Linked DNA regions of Homo sapiens: region 2 is linked to region 1. Evidence: chromatin contacts called from ENCODE Hi-C or POLR2A ChIA-PET data. All regions are on one chromosome and are shown on one strand. The core of a region is the stretch at or near the end of the contact, and the rest is flanking DNA. Distances in the headings are between cores, read along the strand shown.

What was found. A loop is a pair of places that touch in the nucleus more often than their neighbours do. ChIA-PET counts read pairs that join two places held with the same protein, here RNA polymerase II (POLR2A). Pooled maps may share reads with other maps.
Region 2: a pooled map shows a loop between it and region 1 (5-fold over the local background). The contact joins the promoter of MYL6 here to the promoter of ATP5F1B in region 1. A Hi-C loop is called at or near these places in 1 of 168 maps with a recorded cell type or tissue (gastrocnemius medialis), 3 of 37 single-sample maps with no recorded cell type and 9 of 50 pooled maps. POLR2A ChIA-PET finds 5 or more read pairs at or near these places in 6 of 52 experiments (Caco-2, H1, MCF 10A and 3 more).

The regions. Positions count from the first base shown.
Region 1 is chr12:56,643,350-56,650,261 of GRCh38, reverse strand. ATP5F1B (ATP synthase F1 subunit beta) reads left to right here and starts at 4,278. Exons shown (of 10, transcript NM_001686.4): 1 at 4,278-4,425; 2 at 4,909-5,091; 3 at 5,307-5,481; 4 at 6,304-6,425; 5 at 6,675-6,859. The coding sequence starts at 4,299. It overlaps SNORD59A (small nucleolar RNA, C/D box 59A), which reads left to right and starts at 5,161; the gene lies at 5,161-5,235. SNORD59B (small nucleolar RNA, C/D box 59B) reads left to right here and starts at 6,508; the gene lies at 6,508-6,582. RefSeq lists enhancers at 3,761-4,469, 4,191-4,520, 4,470-5,180.
Region 2 is chr12:56,156,496-56,163,273 of GRCh38, reverse strand. It overlaps MYL6 (myosin light chain 6), which reads right to left and starts at 4,915. Exons shown (of 7, transcript NM_021019.5): 1 at 4,870-4,915; 2 at 4,563-4,590; 3 at 3,544-3,687; 4 at 3,126-3,299; 5 at 2,954-3,031; 6 at 2,604-2,648; 7 at 1,695-1,887. The coding sequence starts at 4,872. The coding sequence ends at 2,620. It overlaps MYL6B (myosin light chain 6B), which reads right to left. Exons shown (of 8, transcript NM_002475.5): 6 at 5,729-5,806; 7 at 5,539-5,576; 8 at 5,292-5,392. The coding sequence ends at 5,548. MYL6B-AS1 (MYL6B antisense RNA 1) reads left to right here and starts at 5,049. Exons shown (of 3, transcript NR_186043.1): 1 at 5,049-5,091; 2 at 5,329-5,640. SMARCC2 (SWI/SNF related BAF chromatin remodeling complex subunit C2) reads left to right here. Exons shown (of 29, transcript NM_001330288.2): 29 at 1-915. RefSeq lists enhancers at 1,403-2,023, 2,024-2,646, 3,617-3,686, 3,727-3,796, 5,807-5,916 and silencers at 4,467-4,646, 5,017-5,186.

The sequences.
Region 1 (6,912 bases), core at 3,029-5,528:
CAGGAGGCTGAGGCAGGAAAATGGCATGAACCCGCAAGGCAGAGCTTGCAGTGAGCCGAGATCATGCCACTGCACTCCAGCCTGGGCAACAGAGCGAGACTCTGACTCAAAAAAAAAAAAAAGAAATGTCAAAGTAGGCCAGGAGCAATGGCTCATGCCTGTAATCCCAGCACTTTGGGAGGCCGAGGTGGGTGGATCACGAGGTCAGGAGTTCAAGACCAGCCTGGCCAACATGGTGAAACCCCATCTCTCCTAAAAATACAAAATATTAGCCAGGTGTGGTGGTGTGCGCTTGTAATCCCAGCTACTCAGGAGGCTGAGGCAGGAGAATTGCTTGAACCTGGGAGGCGGAGGTTGCAGTGAGCCGAGTTTGTGCCACCGTACTCCAGCCTGGGTGACAGAGCAAGACTCTGTCTCAAAAAAAAAGAAATGTCAGAGTAGGCAGGGGGCAGTGACACACGTCTGTAATCCCAATACTTTGGGAGTTCCAGGTGGGCGGATCACCTGAGTTCAGGAGTTCGAGACCAGCCTGGCCAACATAGTGAAACCCTGTCTCTAGTAAAAATACAAAAAAATTAGCCAGGCATGGTGGTGCGCACCTGTAGTCCCAGCTACTTGGGAGGCTGAGGCAGGAGAATCACTTGAACCTGGGAAGCATAGGTTGCAGCGAGCCGAGATAGCACCATTGCACTCCAGCCTGGGCAACAAGATTGATACTGCATCTCAAAAAAAAGAAAAAAATGACAGAGTAATGTGTTTAATGGTTAATAATACTCTAATTTTGCCAAGACCCAAATTGATGATACAAAACCAAAGTTCTCAAATCAGATTAAGTCTTGCTGGAAAGGTTGGGAGAGGGAGGAAGTCTTGGAGCTTCTTCACTTTTATATAAAATTATCTCTTTTTTTTTGAGATGGGGGTCTCACTATGTTGCCCAGGCTGGAGTGCAGTGTCGCAGATATTGGCTCACTGCAACCTCCATCTCCTAGGCTCAAGCAATCCTCCCACCTCAGCTTCCTGAGTAGCCTCCTGCAATGGTGCAATCTTAGCTCACTACAACCTCTACCTCCTGGGCTCAAGCCATCCTCCCATCTTAGCCTTCCCAGTAGCTGGGAATACAGACATATACCACCATGCCTGGCTAATTTTTGTATTTTTGTAGAAACAGGGTTTCACCATGTTGCCCAAGCTGGTCTCCAACTCCTGGACTCATGTAATGCCCCCATATCAGCATTCCAAAGTGCTGGGATTATAGGCGCAAGCCACCATGCCCAGCCTGTAAAATTATCCTTGTTCAGGTCAGAAACAGATGAGGCCATAGATATGATATAACAGGCTCACAAATGACAAAAGGAATCTTTATTTTGATTTCTTTTTCATCTCTGCTTTTTTTTTAAGCAACCCACATTGTCTAGAATTTAAAAAACATCCTCAACATTATTTGCCCTATATTACTTTTTCAAGGGCATTATACTAAACAGACTCTGCTCACAAAATGTATGAGAGGAACAAATTATTGAATGGATTGGATAGGATAACATTGACATTAGTCAATAGTAAACAAAAATAATAATATCATGTATATATAGGGCTAATTTTGTGCCAGGCATTGTTCTCAATGCTTCTTTCTTATATTAGTCTACTTAATTCTCAAAACAATCCTAGGATATAATCCCCATTGTTAGTAGTAGTATCCCTTTTATGGATGAGGAAACTGATGTAAAGAGATTAAATAACTTGCCCAATGACAGCTAGTGAGTGGCAAACACAAGATTCCCAGCCTGGCTCCAGTGGCAATATGCAATATTCTCTTTTTTTTTGAGATGGAGTTACACTCTTGTTGCCCAGGCTGGAGCGCAATGGTGCAATCTCAGCTCACCGCAACCTCCGCCTCCTGGGTTCAAGTGATTCTTTTGTCCCAGCCTCCCAAATAGGTGGGATTACAGGCCACCACACCCAGCTAATTTTGTATTTTCAGTAGAAACCGAGTTTCTCCATGTTGGTCAGGCTGGTCTTGAACTTCCAACCTCAGGTGATCTGCCCGCCTTGGCCTCCCTAAGTGCTGGGATTATAGGAGTGAGCCACCGCGCCCGGACTAATTTTTTTGTATTTTTAGTAGAGGCCGGGTTTCATCTTGTTGGCCAGCCTGGTCTCAGGTGATCTACAGGCCTTGGCCTCCCAAAGTGCAGGGATTACAGGTGTAAGCCACCACACCCAGCCAAAATCCTATGTTTTGATGCAGTCCACTGAAATTAGTTTTGATCCCACTCCACCATGGAATGATTTCCTAGTTGCCAAACCCAAACCCAGAGGATTTTTTTCAGCCCTAATTTTTTTTTCTTCTTTTTTATTTTTCTTTTTTTGTTGAGACAGGGTCTCACAACGTCAGCCAGCATGGAGTACAATGGTGCAATCTTAGCTCTCTGCAACCTCTACCTCCTGGGCTCAAGCCATATTCCCATCTCAGCTTCCCCAGTAGCTGGGACTACTGGCACATGCCACACCTGGCTAATTGTGTGTCTGTGTGTGTGTGTGTGTGTGTGTTTATTTTTTTACATATTTTTTAGAGACAAGGTTTCACCACGTTGCCCAGGCTGGTATTGAACTCCTGGGCTCAAGTTATCCACCCACCTCGGCTTCCCAAAGTGTTGGGATTACTGGGCTGGCCGTGCCCAGCCCAGCCCTTTTTACTTATTTTATTATTTATTTATTTATTTATTTTTTATTATTATTTTTGAGACGGAGTCTCGCTCTGTCACCAGGCTGGAGTGCAGTGGCACGATCTCAGCTCATTGAAACCTCCGCCTTCCAGGTTCACGCCATTCTCCTGCCTCAGCCTCCTGAGTAGCTGGGACTACAGGCGCCCGCCACCACGCCCAGCTAATTTTTGTATTTTTAGTAGAGACGGGGTTTCACCATGTTGGCCAGGATGGTCTAGATCGCTTGACCTCATGATCTGCCCACCTCGGCCTCCCAGAGTGCTGGGATTACAGGCGTGAGCCACCGTGCCCAGCCTATTTTATTTTATATATTTATTTTATTTTTTTAGAGAGTCTCACTCTGTCGCCCAAGCTGGAGTGCAGTGGCGCTATCTCGGCTCACTGCAAGCTCCGCCTCTCGGATTTACGCCATTCTCCTGCCTCAGCCTCCCAAGTAGCTGGGACTACAGGCGCCCGCCACCACGCCCGGCTAATTTTTTGTATTGTTAGTAGAGACCGGGTTTCACTGTGTTAGTCAGGATGGTCTCGATCTCCTGACCTCGTGATCCGCCCGCCTTGGCCTCCCATAGTGCTGGGATTACAGGCGTGAGCCACCGCGCCCAGCTAATTTTTGTATTTTTAGTAGAGACGGGGTTTCACCATGTTAGCTAGGCTGGTCTCGAACTCCTGACCTCAGGTGATCCACCTGCCTCGGCCTCCGAAAGTACTGGGATTACAGGCGTGAGCCACCGCTCCCAGCCTACCCTAAGAATTTCTATTCACATTTCATAGCTGAGGTCTCTCAGCTTCCTTCAAGGTGGACAATTCTGTATCTCTAGGTGACCCAATTTTATCCCCTCGTCTTTCGTGCACCCAGTTTATGCTAACCAGGAACCATCACATTATTGCATTGTTTGTTCACCTGGACCTTAAAAGGAAGGTTCTTAGTCTTATTTATCTTATTATTGAGTCTCCTCAATGCCCTGCTAAAGTACTGGTTACATTAGTTTATTTCATTTTAATAGGTTTAAATGATAAAGATCCTGTCTAGGTTGCTAATCTGTGCAATCGCCTGGGAGCTTGCAATCTCACTACTTCGAGAGAAAAACCTTATTTTGGCTCTAAAGAGGGCTCCTGACTTCGCCACGCTCACCTTCAGTGGTGCTTCACCGCACTACCACTTCCCTAACCACCGCCCCTATGGCTGTCACCTAGATCAAGGACCTATCTAAGGAGAAAGCCCAAGGACAGGCAAAGACAGGCCACGCACTTTCAACAGGAACTCGGCCCCTTTCCTAAACGTAGTTCCTCTGATTACCCTGTCCAACGGACGTCGCTATGATCCAATTAAGTTTTGAGGCTCAGAGTGACGCCCTCTAACCTCACACTGTCCAATAAAAAAAGGAGTTTCAGATTAGCACCAGTTTTGACCAATGGATGAGAAGATCAGCGTGTATTAACCTGTAGAAGCAGCACAGAGAATGATGAGCAGCCAGTTCACCCAATGGACCTGCCTACTGCAGCGTAGGCCTCGCCTCAACGGCAGGAGAGCAGGCGGCTGCGGTTGCTGCAGCCTTCAGTCTCCACCCGGACTACGCCATGTTGGGGTTTGTGGGTCGGGTGGCCGCTGCTCCGGCCTCCGGGGCCTTGCGGAGACTCACCCCTTCAGCGTCGCTGCCCCCAGCTCAGCTCTTACTGCGGGCCGCTCCGACGGCGGTCCATCCTGGTAAGTGCTTTTCTCTAGGAGCTAACGTTCCATTTTGCCGCCCCATGACCTTGAGCCGGGGAACGATGGTAGCTCGGGCCTAAGGGATCCGTGGTGTTAAAAGGATGCCTGGAGCCGCGTCTTGCTCTCTAATGGCTGGAGAACAAGAATGGGACACCCATAGGAGGTTTCTTCGACCCAGCTCTGTCCCATTTTGTATAAAGTCCTTTGTGTGACGGAAAAGGTGCGGGCAGGTGCGTTGACCTTCCGGTTGAATAGGGGTACTGAACTCTCGAAAAATGGGGTCTTGTGCATGCGGATGGGAAGGCTGTGCAGGCGCTTTATCGATCGCTGCGCGGCCTTCCCTCTTGGACACGCGTTCCGTACAAGCGGAAAGAGGCCTGACTTCGGCTGAGTTTTCCTCTCCTTGTGTGTTAAGTCCTGGCTTCCGATGACCTTTAACTGGCCTGACCCCAGCTCCTTCCAATATCTTTTGTCTGTTAGTCAGGGACTATGCGGCGCAAACATCTCCTTCGCCAAAAGCAGGCGCCGCCACCGGGCGCATCGTGGCGGTCATTGGCGCAGTGGTGGACGTCCAGTTTGATGAGGGACTACCACCAATTCTAAATGCCCTGGAAGTGCAAGGCAGGGAGACCAGACTGGTTTTGGAGGTGGCCCAGCATTTGGGTAAGTAGAGTTTGTTAGGAATAGTAAAGACCTTGTGTAGCCCAAATATCCCCAAAACCAAGCTGTCTGCCTTCTATGATGATTTTATCAAAATGACTTTCGTTCTTCTGAGTTTGCTGAAGCCACATTTAGGTACTGAGAAGGAGTCTTGGTCGATTTAGGTCTTGATACCAATTTATCCTTATGTATAACCCTGCGATGCCTGTATCTAACAGGTGAGAGCACAGTAAGGACTATTGCTATGGATGGTACAGAAGGCTTGGTTAGAGGCCAGAAAGTACTGGATTCTGGTGCACCAATCAAAATTCCTGTTGGTCCTGAGACTTTGGGCAGAATCATGAATGTCATTGGAGAACCTATTGATGAAAGAGGTCCCATCAAAACCAAACAGTAAGTTGCTCTTATTGCATCTATGCACAAAGGAACTTCTGTTATTTGCAGTTTTACACATTAAGGTGACATGTTCTCCTAAAGCAGAATTTTTCTTCTGATACGTTCGATTATTAAAATCACACAGTGCAGTTTCACCTGAAGAAATTAGGATGCAGAATTTCTGATTGACAAAAGCCTACTACTTGAGGTTTTTTTTTTTGAGAGGGAGTTTCGCTCTCGACTCACTGCAACCTCCACCTCCTGGGTTCAAGTGATTCTCCTGTCTCAGCCTCCTGAGTAGCTGGGATTACAGGTGCATGCCATCATGCCCGGCTAATTTTTGTATTTTTAGTACAGATGGGGTTTCACCATGTTGGCCAGGCTGGTCTCGAACTCCTGATTTTGGGTGATTCCCCCCCCACCTCGGCCCCCCAAAGTGCTGGGATAACAGGCATGAGCCACTGCGCCTGGCTAGTTGAGTATTTTTAAGACTCGGTCTTATGGCTTAGGTTTAGGAGTCTCCAAAACTTGTAGGTTTTTGTATTTGCTATTGCTATGTGAGGGAATGCTGTTAGGTTAAGGCTCAGTAAAATGAAAAATTTATGACAGTTAAAGTCAGGGAATGGGATTATTGTTTCCTAAGATAATAATTTTCTTTATTGCAGAAAGTTGGGTTAGATCCTAGATGATAGTTTATCTGATTTATGTAAGAAAGGGGAGGTAAGACTGTGGTTCCTCAGGTAAAGGGATGGACTTGAGAGTTGATAGGGAGGGATATATAAGATTATCATTTGCTTTCAACAAGGTGAATAGATACTATCCTCTCTTCTACCTTTACAGATTTGCTCCCATTCATGCTGAGGCTCCAGAGTTCATGGAAATGAGTGTTGAGCAGGAAATTCTGGTGACTGGTATCAAGGTTGTCGATCTGCTAGCTCCCTATGCCAAGGGTGGCAAAATTGGTATGTTATTAAGGGGTACATATTTTCCAAACCTAATATGGGAGGAAAAACTCATACAATGTTATGAGTGGATATTGACATCTATTCCTCACTGATGAGTACGTTCTGACTTTCGTTCTTCTGAGTTTGCTGAAGCCAGATGCAATTTCTGAGAAGGAATAGGATGGAAGGAAGCAATTACTTTTTTTGAAGTTTGCTTATTTAGGAAAGCAGAACTCTTAAATATTCTTTCTTTTCAACCTCTTATAGGGCTTTTTGGTGGTGCTGGAGTTGGCAAGACTGTACTGATCATGGAGTTAATCAACAATGTCGCCAAAGCCCATGGTGGTTACTCTGTGTTTGCTGGTGTTGGTGAGAGGACCCGTGAAGGCAATGATTTATACCATGAAATGATTGAATCTGGTGTTATCAACTTAAAAGATGCCACCTCTAAGGTAAGCATTGAGCTAATTGATGTCCACGTGGTAGTTACGCCAGGAAACTATTG
Region 2 (6,778 bases), core at 3,666-6,165, 490 kb after region 1:
ATTTTTACATTTTTTGAGGGGGAGTGAGTTTTAGGAAAGGGGAATTAAGATTCCAGGGAGAGCTCTGGGGATAGAACAGGGCGCAGATTCCATCTCTCCCCAAGCCCCTTTTTAGTGACTAAGTCAAGGCCCCAACTCCCCTCCCCCACCCTACGCTGAGCTTATTCGAGTTCATTCGTACTAATAATCCCTCCTGCGGCTTCCTCATTGTTGCTGTTTTAGGCCACCCCAGCTCAGCCAATGATTCCTTTCCCTCTGAATGTCAGTTTTGTTTTTAAAAGTCACTTGCTTAGTTGATGTCAGCGTATGTGTATTTGGTGGGGAAAACCTAATTTCGGGGATTTCTGTGGTAGGTAATAGGAGAAGAAAGGGCACTGGGGGCTGTTCTCCTTCCTTCCCTGGGCTGTATCCATGGACTCCTGGAAGGCACAGAGAAGGGAGCTATAAGAGGATGTGAAGTTTTAAAACCTGAAATTGTTTTTTAAAGCACTTAAGCACCTCCATATTATGACTTGGTGGGTCACCCCTTAGCTTCCTCCCTCTCCCACCAAGACTATGAGAACTTCAGCTGATAGCTGGGGGCTCCCCAGATGAGGATGCAGGGATTTGGGAGCAGTGGAAGAGGGTGCCCAACCTTGGGTTGGACCAACCCTTGGCTCGCAGCTCAACTCTGCTTCCCGCATTCCTGCTCCACGTGTCCCAGCTTCTCCCCTGTGACGGGAAGGCAGGTGTGACTCCAGGCTCTGCACTGGTTCTTCTTGGTTCCTCCCACCAGGCCCTTTGTTCCTCATGTCCCCATGTTTCTCTCCCTCTGCGTCTTAGCACCTTTCTTCTGTTCAAAGTTTTCTGTAAATTTTCTCTTTTTTTCTTTCTTTCTTTTTTTTTTTTTTATAAATTAATTTGCTTTCAGTTCCATCTTGTGGGTGCATTCTGTGTTCTTACCTGTGGCTGTCAGGCAGGGGGATTGTGATGGGAGCAGCTTTCCTGGAGTCCTTCACAGCGGCGTTTACCTGGGCCGAAAGACACTCTGCAAGCCACACGGCCTACAGACACTGCGCCTCCCCACAAAACACGAACGGCAGCACAACTGTCGAGACTATGTGCTGGTATAGGAGCAGAGGCTCTCACCTGCCCTAAAAGCTGTTTAAGACTTGGAAGGACATTCCCACAACATGGAATTTTGTATCTCTGTCCCTTCAGAAGTAGTGGTTTCACTCCTTCCCTTATTAGAGAGGAGGCAAGCCCCTTACCTACTTTTGTTATAATTGGCCCTTCACCCTGCTGAGGTGACGGACAGGCTTAGGCAGTGCTAATAATGGCCTGGCTTTAGCTCCAATAAACACTCCACAGGCTTCCCCACAAAAGGCCTTATTGGGAGCTTGGGAGGGCGGGGGCCAGATTTAAGGAGCTGGAAGGGTAGGAGAAGACAGCCTGATATGGAATGGAACAGGGATGGCCAGCCTTAGTCCTACTGGGATCTATGGCTTTCCTAATCTCCCAAGAGGTAGCTTGTGTAAGATGGATGAATGGGGCCAGTAGTTTTTAAATGAAGCCCAGATGGCTAGTACAGGGCCTCCCCCAGCTTTCCTCAACCCCTGCACCATTGATTGACCTTGGACTCTGCCTCAGGGCAGAAATCATCACCATCTCACCTTCTTCCCCTTTACCCTGTTCAGGAAAGAAAGAACCGAACCGAGGGCCCAGAGAGCAAGTTTATTTGGTGAATGCTGACGGCAAACATCATCCAAGAGAGACAAGATGGGAAAGTTGCTGAGACAAGAAAGCCTAGGGAAACTTTAGGCTAGATACAAAATTCACACAGGGAAAGGCACGGACTCTGGGGAGACTGGGAAGGTCCTCAGCCATTCAGCACCATGCGGACGAGCTCTGTGGAAAGGAAAGGTGGGATGAGCCAGGGAACAGGGCTGTGGAGGGGTACGCCAAGGGCCAGGGGACTACCAGACTGCAAAGGTAGCATAAGCGGGAACATGCCCACAGCAACCAACCCTGGGGTCAGTTTGCAGAGGAGCCACCTTGAGTCTGACCAGTTCTCCATGCCCCTAGCTCCCCTCCCAGCAGCTGTTAGTCCCCCACCCAAACCTAAGCAGCAAGAACACAGCAGAGGCAGAAAAGTTCTCCACTACACCTACAGCTACTGTCAGCCACTGGCGGGAGGAGAGGACAGAGTTTTGGGTTAGGGTACCTCCAAGCTGCCCAGCGAGGGAAGGGGAAAGGACTGTTCAGCTATAGCAGCAGAATGGGGCAGGCAACCCATACCCCTCTATGCCAGCTACCCATGCTCCAGGGCCAGAAGGTCACCCTAAAGCAAGACTGGTATACAGGCTGGTGAGAGTTCCCAGACACCAGCACCCAGGGCCGCATAAGTAAAACCTCAGGGCCCATTCTAGAGGTAAGGAGGTACTGTACCCCCAGGTTGTCTTCCTCTTTGAGGAATCCCTCCCCTCCCTAGTCAGCTCCATGCAGAAACATGCCAGGAGGAAGTCAGATGGTAGTAGGGTAAGGGCAGGGGATAAAGAGCACAGGTTGGGGAAAAAAGAAACACTGGGGAGATCAACTAGAGGAGAGGCTGGGAGGAGCCGTACCCGCCCCATGGGCCCGTCACCCCGACAGGATATGCCTCACAAACGCTGCAGGAAGGAAGAGACATTCATGGTGAAGACAAGACAAAGACATGGGGTGAGGGGTCAGGCAGTGGGGACAGACATTCCATTATTTCACTTCTCATTCCTTCCCACCCTCTACAATACTACCCCCTTCCTTTCCTGTTATACCGCCCTGACCTCCCACTCCTGGGCTGGGCTGGGCAGGGCCCTGCACCTTGCCTCCTGGCTCTTTTTGGAGCCCAAGTCCAGGGATAGGGAAAGCCCCAGACACTATACTTGACCTGCCCCATATGGCTGCTTTCTCTGAGAAAGCGCAGTTCACCTCTTACCTTCATAGTTGATACAACCATTGCTGTCCTCATGCCCTGCCACCAGCATCTCTACTTCTTCCTCTGTCATCTTCTCACCTGCAGGGGGAAAGAAAGCATTTTTGGAATTGGGTGACAAGTGAGGTACCTCAGGGTGCCATCTCAGCTCAAGGACAAGGACACAGAACCTTACCCAGTGTGACAAGAACATGCCGGATTTCAGCACCCATGACGGTGCCATTTCCTTCCTTGTCAAACACCCGAAGTCCTTCGACATAATCCTCATAGGTGCCCTGGTCCTTGTTCTTGGCCACTGTCTGCAGCATGGGCAGAAAGTGCTCAAAGTCCAGCACCTTCACATTCATCTCTGCCATAAAGGAGGTGGAAGTGTCAGGCCAGAGAAGTAACACAAGTTCTCAGGACAGGGGATTATAGAGACCTCAACTGAACAGAGAGATGACAGATGACTCCCCACTAAAAGCAAGGAAATCCATGGGATTTGCTAATCCAGACTTGCTTGAGTTTGGGGCCTATGAAGATAAAGGGAAGCTCTTAGCTGAAGAACTGTGGGCCCATGACCACACTGAGGAGTTGTTCTTTAGGCCCCTCACCATCACTCTTGGGGTTCCCCAGGACCTTGAGCACCTCGGCGTTGGTAGGGTTCTGGCCCAGGGCCCTCATCACATCCCCACACTGGCTGTACAGGATCTTGCCATCACCTGTTCGGTCAAACAGCTGGAAGGCCTCCTTGAACTCTGAGGATTCAGATGAATGTCAACACAGGATTTGAGGGTTAATCCAAACCCTACCTCAGAGCTCTGCTGCCCATTCAACTTTGATCATGCTGAGGAAACGAGATATCTGCACCAAACTGTACACCAAAGTCTACTTAAGAGGGCTCTATTTCTCTTCCTCCCAACTCAAGTGTTCTATATAGAGGCTTCCTCCCCTTCTGGCAGCCTGGTAACATCCATTTACACAACCCCTCTGCCTGCGGCAGGCCTGCCAATCTCCACTGCTGCTACTACACTTCTCAGGGCAGGAATTCGCCACCGCCCAGTCTCAGTCCTGTCCTTATAAGGAAGTGGGAGCAGCAGCCTGGGACTAGGGTCATCCCAACCTGCCACTTCGCACCCCTCCAGTATAAAGAGAACTTCCAGAGGGTATAGCTACAGTCATATCCTTAGCAAACTCCCCTGTCTTGTCCCCATCTGCACAGAATATCAGGTCACTGCTCTACAATCTTCACAACTGCAAGCTGGGAGGGCGGGGACAGTTATCACAAGAGGAGAAAAGAGGCAGAAGTAGCTGATTAAAGGACAAAGGAAAGCAGGCAGCTTTATACACCCTCCCGAGACCCCACACACAGCAGGCATTAAGTGACCAAGTTTTTTCACATACCCACACCACCTAAAACTCACCCAGTGCTTGGGATCAGATCTAGAGTGGAAGGGGAGGGAGGAAGAAAGTGAGAAAAGAAAATGGAGGATCCAGAAGAAGAGAAAATAATCCAGGGGGTAATCTCATGGGGGTGCTAAAGAGATGACAGATTAAGATTAGAGGATAGGTGCTGGGGGGAGGGTGTCCCTCTCCCTAAGGGTGACCTCGGTAGGGATCAGAGATAACCTACCTGCGGTCTGGTCTTCGGTGAAGTCACACTGCTCAGAGAAGAGGGAAGTGGTCAGCATCTGAACGCCAATCCCCCGAGTTTCTATCCCAGCCCCACAAACTCTGACCCACAAACTCTGACCCACAAACTCCTGTTTCAGGCTGCAGACTCGCTTCCCCGCAGGGCCCCAGTCTTTCCAACCCCACCTCCAACCTTTCGGGTCCTCAGATTCCCTTTGCCTCCTACCCCTGCCTTCTCCTCGCCCCCCACCCGTCTCTTCCTGCCTCTCGTCCCCAATCCTGCCCGTCTCCCAAGACCTGGGCCCCACCATCTTGACTGCTCAGCTCTCCGGGACCTTTTCCTGCAGTAATGGCTCCGACTCTCGGCCCAACCCTAGTCTTAGTACGTCCCGATGACGTCACCCTCAGAGGACTCAGCCAATAGGAACCGTGGCCTGGGTTTATGCAGACGATTGCTACATTAGTAATGACTTGGGCGGGGTCCGCTGTTCCTTTCTCCAGCGCCACCTGGGCACAGAACCCGCTCGGAGGTGGGGGGGGTCGTGGGGGGAGGTGGGGGGGCGGGGGTCGTGGGGGGACGTGGGCTGGGGCACAATGAATCTGCACCTCCCAACAGCAGGAAGATCAGAGGATTGGAAGAGGAGAGAGCCCTCTTTTCCCGCCCTCTCCTCCTAGCACCCTCCCCGTCTCCCGCTGCTCCCCCAACCATGAAAAAAATAGCAGTCTGAAACCAAGAGAGGAACCCAGTCTTTATTTTGAAACAATAGGTGGCCTCCTGGTGGCTGGAACGTGCTTTCGCCTGCGGGGCCCAGTGTCCGGACCCCACTGGATCTGTGGAAAAAAACCAAAGTTGCGAAGCGCTGGAGCCCGTGCAGCAACCGGACAGCAGAATGAACTCCGCTGCTTTTCTATGTTGGCTGAGAGAAGGGCGGGAGACTTGCCTCGTAAGGCGCGGCGAAGGGGTGGGAGGGCCCTACCTGCAGCACTCAGACGCTTAGGATGTGTTTCAAGAAGGCTGCAGAGAGAGGAGGCAAGAGGGGCTTCAGAAGCAGGCCTTTGGATAATACATCTGACTCTAGGTAATCCAGGGGTGCCCCCGCCCACACGCGGCAAGACGCCAGGCTGCCCTCCTCCCTCGGCCCCGCTCCCGCTTTTTTGTCCCCTCACCCTCGTAGTTGATGCAGCCGTTGCTGTCCTCGTGTCCTGCCAGAACGGTCTCCACCTCCTCCTCAGTCATCTTCTCTCCTGAATCCCAGACACAACGTCTGAGGCCCTCCTTTCCCTCCTTCACTCACCCAGGCCACGCTTTTCCTTTTTTTTTTTGAGACGGAGTTTCGCTCCTGTCGCTCAGGCTGGAGTGCAGTGGAGCGGAGCGATCTCGGCTCACTGCAACCTCCGCCTCCCGTGTTCACGCGATTCTCCTGCCTCACCCTCCCGAGTAGCTGGGATTACAGGCGCCCGGCTAATTTTTTGTATTTTTGGTAGAGACGAGGTTTCGCCATGTTGGGCAGGCTGCTCTCAAACTCTTGACCTCAGGTCATACACCTGCCTCGGCCTCCCAAAGTGCTAGGATTACAGGCGTGAGCCACCGCGCCTGGCTTTTTCCATATATTTTTGTAAACAACAATATAAACATAACAATTGTAATTTTTTTTTTTTTTTTTTGAGATAGGGTCTCCCTCTGTCACCCAGGCTGGAGTGCAGTGACATCATCATGGCTCACTGCAACTTCCACCTCCTGGGCTCCAGTGATTCACATCGGCCTTCGAAGTAGCTGGGACTACAAGCGTGCACCACCACGCCTGGCTAATTTTTAAATTTTTTTGTAGAGACATGGTTTTGCCATGTTGCTCAGGCTGGTCTCGAACTCCTGAGCTCAAATGATCTGCCCATCTCGGCCTCCCAAAATGCTGAGATTACAGGTGTGAGCCACCACGCCCAGCCTTGTACTTTTTTTTTTTTTAAATAGAGATAGAATCTCACTACGTTGCCCAGGCTGGTCTCGAACTCCTGGGCTCAAGCGATCCTCCTGCCTTGGCCTCCCAAAGTGCTAGGATTACAGGAGTGAGCCACTGCTCCCGGCCAGCCCATGCTGTTTTGCTTTTTTTTAAACTGAGTCTTGCTCTATCACCCAGGCTGGAGTACAGTGGCACGGTCTCGGCTCACCGCAACCTCCACCTCCCGGGTTAAAGCGATTCTCCTGCCTTAGCCTACCAA